2 separate regions of the Homo sapiens genome follow, and region 1 is linked to region 2. The links are chromatin contacts, found by Hi-C or POLR2A ChIA-PET in ENCODE. All regions are on one chromosome and are shown on one strand. The core of a region is the stretch at or near the end of the contact, and the rest is flanking DNA. Distances in the headings are between cores, read along the strand shown. Region 1 overlaps SLC39A11 (solute carrier family 39 member 11). Region 2 overlaps SLC39A11 (solute carrier family 39 member 11).

The links. A loop is a pair of places that touch in the nucleus more often than their neighbours do. ChIA-PET counts read pairs that join two places held with the same protein, here RNA polymerase II (POLR2A). Pooled maps may share reads with other maps.
Region 1: a map of Panc1 shows a loop between it and region 2 (10-fold over the local background). The contact joins two enhancer-like sites. A Hi-C loop is called at or near these places in 4 of 168 maps with a recorded cell type or tissue (DLD1, IMR-90, Panc1 and 1 more) and 1 of 50 pooled maps. POLR2A ChIA-PET finds 5 or more read pairs at or near these places in 2 of 52 experiments (BJ and GM12878).

The regions. Positions count from the first base shown.
Region 1 is chr17:73,067,106-73,070,396 of GRCh38, forward strand. The region is part of intron 3 of SLC39A11 (solute carrier family 39 member 11); the gene reads right to left. It also overlaps the pseudogene ATG12P1. Among named protein-coding and RNA genes, the nearest start is that of SLC39A11, 24 kb to the right of the region's middle. RefSeq lists an enhancer at 1,265-1,559. Within about 2 kb of position 1,371, at least 4 of the 41 ENCODE cell types and tissues checked have a DNase peak (open chromatin) inside an H3K27ac peak, as active enhancers do.
Region 2 is chr17:72,983,268-72,986,562 of GRCh38, forward strand. The region is part of intron 4 of SLC39A11 (solute carrier family 39 member 11); the gene reads right to left. Among named protein-coding and RNA genes, the nearest start is that of SLC39A11, 110 kb to the right of the region's middle. RefSeq lists a silencer at 3,001-3,050. Within about 2 kb of position 1,469, at least 4 of the 41 ENCODE cell types and tissues checked have a DNase peak (open chromatin) inside an H3K27ac peak, as active enhancers do.

The DNA.
Region 1 (3,291 bases), core at 121-2,620, 84 kb after region 2:
TCCGCACTAGGCTGTGTGGCCACAAGAGTGCTGAGTGCCTGCTCCAGTTTCCGTCTGCCCTCTCTTTCAGTAATAGAATATCAACATTTAGCTGGGCAAGCTGCTGCATAGCTAAAAGAACATGTGTCGCAGCATTCCTTGCAGCTACCTTAGGTCATATGAATAAGTTGTGGCCAATGAAATGTAAGTGGACCTGCTGTGCAGGACTTTCAGGGAATCTACCTCCCTCCTGCCACTTTGTAGCATGGAAGGCAGATGTGATGACTTGAGCTCCAGCAACTACCTTGGGTCAGAAAGACAAAGGCTGCCCTCTTGGGCAAAGCAGTGAGCCAAAAAGGAGTCTAGATCCCTGCTGACTCCATGAACCTATTTTCCCAGCCATGGTCTCTAGATTTCTTCTACAGAAGAGGGGTCTTTCTTGTTTTTTGTTTTTTCTTTTTTTTGAGAACTGGCAATGAAGACGCTTATACAGTCTTAGTCTCCTTTTCAACCTTGGAAGCAGATCTGCAGCAATAATAGTAACAAGCAGGAGCAATGGGGGTACTATAATGACCATCTTTTATGATGACTGGCGTATTAATACAAATCACATTTTTTTGAGTCCATTCATGCTATGGATGTTTTCTTATGCATAAACATAGAGTAGACACGTACTGAATAGATCACATCTGTTAAGTCTCTTGCCACAAGCATCACAACTTTTCAGAGCTGTCTCTTCTGTGAAAATCCATTTAATGTAGCAAGTTGATTTTCTTTGTGGTTCATCCCCATGCCTGAGACTTGCAGTAATGTAAAACCAGTTTACCATCACTGCCAAAACACTCAGAGAGAGTTCCAACTTCTTGGTCTGGGGAAGGAGCAAAGGACTGATTCACATAAATAAACAACTGTTCTGAGGCCACAAGTTTAAGAAACTTTTTGATGAAGTCAATGAGTCCTTGGATGGTTCATGTTCGCTCTACTGCCCACTTCTTTGTTTTCATAATAGGAGTATCTCCCACAGCCTTTAGCAAAATGTCAATTTTTTTCTTGGTGTCGCCAGCAGGTTCCTCTGTTCCCGGAGAAACTGCAGTGGAAGACGGGGGCTCCAGAGTGGTTGTTTCTGGGGAGACCTCCGTAAGTCCTTCCCCTCCAGTAGCACTTGAGGGAGGAAGCTGCAACATGGACTGCGGCTCCTCCACCATCTTGCTTGGAGAGACTCCGGGGTCTTTCTTGTTTTAGCCACTATGTTTCAGGTCTCAATTATTCTCAGTCAAATCTAATCCTCATAGATATGGATCACCAAAAGCAGAGAAGCAGGAAACATCACCACCAGTACAACTAGCTGTAGGTGTCTGGTTGCCATGGAGACCACCCCAACACATGCAGATTCCAAAGTACAAACTCACTCAAACAAGACAGACCTGATGTAAGTAAGCCTAAGAGACCCCTGGCCTCCTCATTTCCGGTAGAGTCCCCCTCAGTCCATAAGGCAGAACGGTGATGCCAAACCCTTTAACAGCCCCAGGGCAGTTGGCCCCAGACACACAGTTCCTGTTGTAAGCTTGAACAGCTTTGCTTGACTACTTTCACAATCAAAGGACTGCCAAGTCCTCTAGACTCTCCAGCAGGACTGTCTCTCACACTTCCTATCTCCTATGCCTCTGTCCAAAGTCAAAACCTCATTATTACCTTTCACCTAAGTGCAAGAACCTCCATCCTGTTTCTCAACTGCCAGCCTCCCCCTGTGCACACGCATGGCCAGTCCATCTGCTACCAACAGAATGTATTTCTTAAAAGCACAGCTCTGATCCTGTCCCCTTCTCAAAAACGTCTCCAGAAACTTCCCCATCAACCTAGAGAACAGAGCACAACTCCTTTCTAAGGAACTATAGGTTGATCACGTACGGGCCTCAACCTACCTCTCTGGCATCACCTCCCAACCAAACGAATAACTATGTTGCCAACAGCCCTGTATTTTCCACTCTTATGCTTCCAATTTTCTGTTCCCTCTGCCTGTAACGCATTTCCTTCCCCTACCCCGTCTTCCCCACTCCCATCCTTACTTGTCAAAACTCAACCTATCCCTCCCACCCAAGCTCATCCATGAAGAAGTCCTAATTCCCCAACTAGAAGTAACCTCCCTGTCACTGAGTTTCCAGCACCTTTTGTTCATTACGTTCTTAACAACCACATGCTGACCCGCCTCATAATGACAGGCAAATGTGACTTCTCTCCCCAGCCGACCTTGAGCTCCTTGCAGGGAGGGATTATATCTTGCTTCTTTGCCTGCTCTCCCACAATGCCTTACACATAGTAAGTGCTCACTAAATGGTTGAGGGCTTGGCCTGAAGACAATTCTCTCCCTGCTCCCACATTCTGAGCAGCTGTTCTCCAAAGAAAGAAACAAATGGTTATTCTGCAAACAGAACACGTTTGGGCCAACTCTAAAATTACACAGGCCCTTGACAAAGCTTTGATTACTGGCTCTTCTCCCCTTTTATGAGCAAGCCACTGCTAAAAAGCAATAATATGCAATCCAACCGCAGCCTCTCCACAAAGCACTTGTGTTAATAATCTGTGTATGGATTTGGTCTTGACATGCAAGGGCTAAAGGACAAAACTTAACCAATATTAACTTTGATCCTTTGCACTCAGGGTATCTTTCAAAAGAATTGATACTCAGTAAGTGCTTTTTCATGTGGTTGGTACTAAGATGCATAAGAAAAATGATGTCAGCTACTCCCTATTATTTAAATTGCAGCAGAAGACATTTAGATCAGATAAGTTTCTAACAAGCTAGCTAAACACTCAATTAGGTTACAAAAAAAAAGTATAAAGTCTTGCTTCACAAATATCTTTGGGAACAATCTCTACTCCTACCATCTGTCTGGATTCAATGAAGTATTGGCCCGTCTGATGGCAGAGGGCTGCCTGAGATGACTCCCACAAGTCTCTGCCAGCCTGAGATTTTTCAGACATAGTATGTGATCCAACAGGCACTGTGCATCAAGAGAGAATTCAAACTCAAGCTCAAACTTTCCAAGCAGGAAAGATCCTGCCTGCCCTCTTTCTTTTATGAGAGCCAAGGAGCCAGGCCCAGAGGACAGGCCCGAGTTCCCAGCTGCAGGCTGACCAGTATCCCATGACCGACTGGAAAATGAACCTGAAAGTATGACAAATGCCCCCAACCCAGGCTGGTAACAAGATCAGCAGTCTTGAGAACCAACACTAATGTCAAGTATGAGCCTTCCATAGACAGGGCTGCAGCTAGACACCAGAGGTGACAGCCTCCTCCCAGGCTTCCCTCAT
Region 2 (3,295 bases), core at 219-2,718:
GCCTCCTGAGGAGCTGGGATTACAGGCAAGCGCCACCACAACCAGCTAATTTTGTATTTTTAGTAGAGACGAGGTTTCACCATGTTGGCCAGGCTGGTCTCAAGCTCCTGACCTCAAGTGAACCACCTGCCTCGGCCTCCCGAAGTGCTGGGATTACAGGTATGAGCCACTGTGCCCAGCCTGTTGTTGTTGTTGTTTGCTTTTGTTTTTAAATAAAGCAACATATATGGATGTGCTAAGATGGAACTCCTCTGTCCAAGATGTGGTGAAATCAGGCTATGGAACAGACTAATATATCTACACTTACATGCTTAGGGAGACAGAAAGCACCTCTGGAAAAATACAGAAAACAACCTGGTTACAAGTGGTCACCTCTGAGGAAATAAAATAAGTAACCAGAAGACAGAGGTGAGAGAAAGACTTTTCACCACAGATCCCTTTGTACCTTTTGAGTGATGGGCTGTGGGCAATTTTCTCTTTCAAATCAGAGCCAGGCTCTTCACCCAGACTCCATAAAGATGCCCAACGGTGAGAACGAAGTCGGAAGAAAAGAGGGGTTGCTGAGAGCTGGTGAGTTACTAAGGAAAAGGGAACCCTGGGATCTGCCCTCACCATCTGGGCAAGGCTCCAAGGGAAGTGGGGATCTGTGAAATCCCCAGATGGATTTGGGAATCTAAGAGCAGGGGCCCTCTAGACCCCTTTCCTGAGTGCTGTTCAGGGGGGTGGCAAGCTCCAGAGAAGTGCCAGCAGAGGGGTAACCAGGCAGAGAGGACCTGGGTAGCCTCAGGTTTCTCATGGCTCAGAGTGGGGCTGGAATCGTGGAGTGATTCTGGGAGCCTCAGAGCCACATTGAAATAGAGAAACAGGAGGCAGGCCCATCGAATTGCCACTATCAGCAGCAAAAAAACCCAGCTCTTGCCCCTGTTCTTCCCCCATGAAGCAGAACGGCCTTGAAAGCTGCTTGTAGCATTGCATTGCACAGAGCATGGGCAGAACAAACTCAGCCACCCCAGGATGGGCACAGAAGTAGCCATGAGACCTGAAGGGGCTTGGTCAAACCCGGCCCACAGTCTGTTTTTGTAAATAAAGCTTTATTGGAACTCAGACATTTAAAAAAAAAAAAAAAGAAAGAAAAGAAAAAGAAAATTCAAGAAATAAGATTCCTTTCCCTTGGGTGTTGTGGGATACATGTAAAGCCCAGGCACACTGAATCCACAGGCTTCCCAGGAGTTCGAGTTTTATTCAGCAAAGCAGCTGTTCTCAAAGTGGGGTCCCCAAGGCCAGCAGCATCAGCAACACCCAGGAACTTGTTAGCAAGGCAAGTTATCAGGCCCCATTCCAGGCCTCTGGTGGGCCCAGCAACCCGTGTTTCCGCAAGACCTCCAGGGGATTCTCATGCACTCTCAAATGTGAGAATCACCGCAGTGAAGCAACGCCTTTTACAGGGGCTGAGAAAGGTGAAGTCTCACCGCATCTGGTTACCATTCCTGTGTGCCACAAAGTATTTTATCAGGCTCTGAGTCATCTGACATTTCCTTCTGGAAGCAGAATGTTAAATGAATAAGGAGGAAGGCCATTTGTTTATCTGAAACATAACAATATCCCAAATCTATTTCATTTACTTCTAAAGCTAATGATTCTGCAATCCAATAACTCTAGAGAATTGCACACAGCAGCAATAACCCTCTTATGGAATCAATTTTCTCTGGTTAGGAACAAAGAATTCTCCCCTCCAAAAATCCAACCTGCATTGATTAGTTCATCAGAGCACACTAGGAGGCCCAGCCGGGCTAGAGGCAGGGCAAACACAGTAAGTTGTCTGGGGCCACACCTCCCTAGGAATGTGCACACTCCACGTGGCTGACGCCACTCCACAAGGCACCAGGTACAAGGCAATGATCTGCTCATGCTTAAGTGGCCTGGGAGGGACATACAGGGGGGAAAGGACAGAAAGAGCTAGCTGAGTGAGGGCCACGCAGACAGCGCCCACAGAAGGAGGAACATGTCACAGAGTCGCTCTCTGAATTTTTGCCCACAACTTTGCTGACGGGACTAGCCAGCTATATCTGACCCTATCAGGTATTACCCACTTGTGACATTCATTTCCATGCAAACCTTCTTTATTTGCATGGGGCCTGCCTTTTTTTTTTTTTTTTTTTTTTTGAGACAGAGTCTCACTCTCTCACCTAGGCTGGAGTGCAGGGGCGCCATCTCGGCTCACTGCAACCTCCACCTCCCAGGTTCAAGCAATTCTCCTGCCTCAGCCTCCCGAGTAGCTGGGACTACAGGCATGCACCACAACACCGAGCTAATTTTGGTATTTTTAGGAGAGACAGGGTTTCGCCATGTTGGCCAGGCTGGTCTCGAACTCCTGACCTCAGGTGATCCACCCACCTCAAACTCCCAAAGTGCTGGGATTACAGGCATGAGCCACCGCATCTGGCCAGGCCTAACTTTTTATTACTGTCTTTTATTTATTAATCTTCCTGCAATCGATGCCCTATCTCCCTGTGATGGGTTGAACTGCATTCCTGCAAAAGATGTTGTCTATAAATGTGACCTTTTTTGCAAACAGGGTCTTTGTAAATGATCGAGGTAAGATAAGGTCATTAGGGCAGGTCCCAATTCAATATGATTTTTTCCTTATAAAAAGGAGAAATTTGGACACAGAGACAGGCACACAAGGAAAATACTACGGGAAGACTGGAGTTATGCTACTAGAAGCCAAGGAACCACCAAAAGCTAGGAGAGGGGCTTGGAGCTCATCCTTCCCTGGAGCCTTGAGGAGGCACATGGCCCTGCTGACATCTTGAGGTCAGAATCTTAGAACTACTTTCCAGAAAGTTCTAGCCTCTAGAACTGAGACAATAAATGTCTGTTGTTTAAGCTATTCAAATTGTGATATATTGTTCCCACAGCCCTAGGAAACCAGTTCACTCCCCAGTAAGACTCCAGGGTCCCCCAGAAGCCTGACGGCTGTGGAGCTAGCTTTGAAAGCCAGGACACCCTAGTCACAACACAACCACTAGGGGGAGATGTTGAGGTGATGCAAACCACGGCTGGGGAGCTGGACAAACTGGTGGTTGCCAAGCCTGGCCATGCAGACAAAGCCCCGGTGAAGCTTTTTAGAAATACAGACGTCTAAGCTCCACCCAAAGCCTCCTAAATCAGAACATCAGAAAGTCGAGTGTGACGCGCCACCTGCCAGGCACTGGCCCACAGACCCTCCAAGGACCCTTCCAACTGTGAGGTCCCATTACTGCCACACTGCTGCACCCTCCACCCCCAGCTAGCC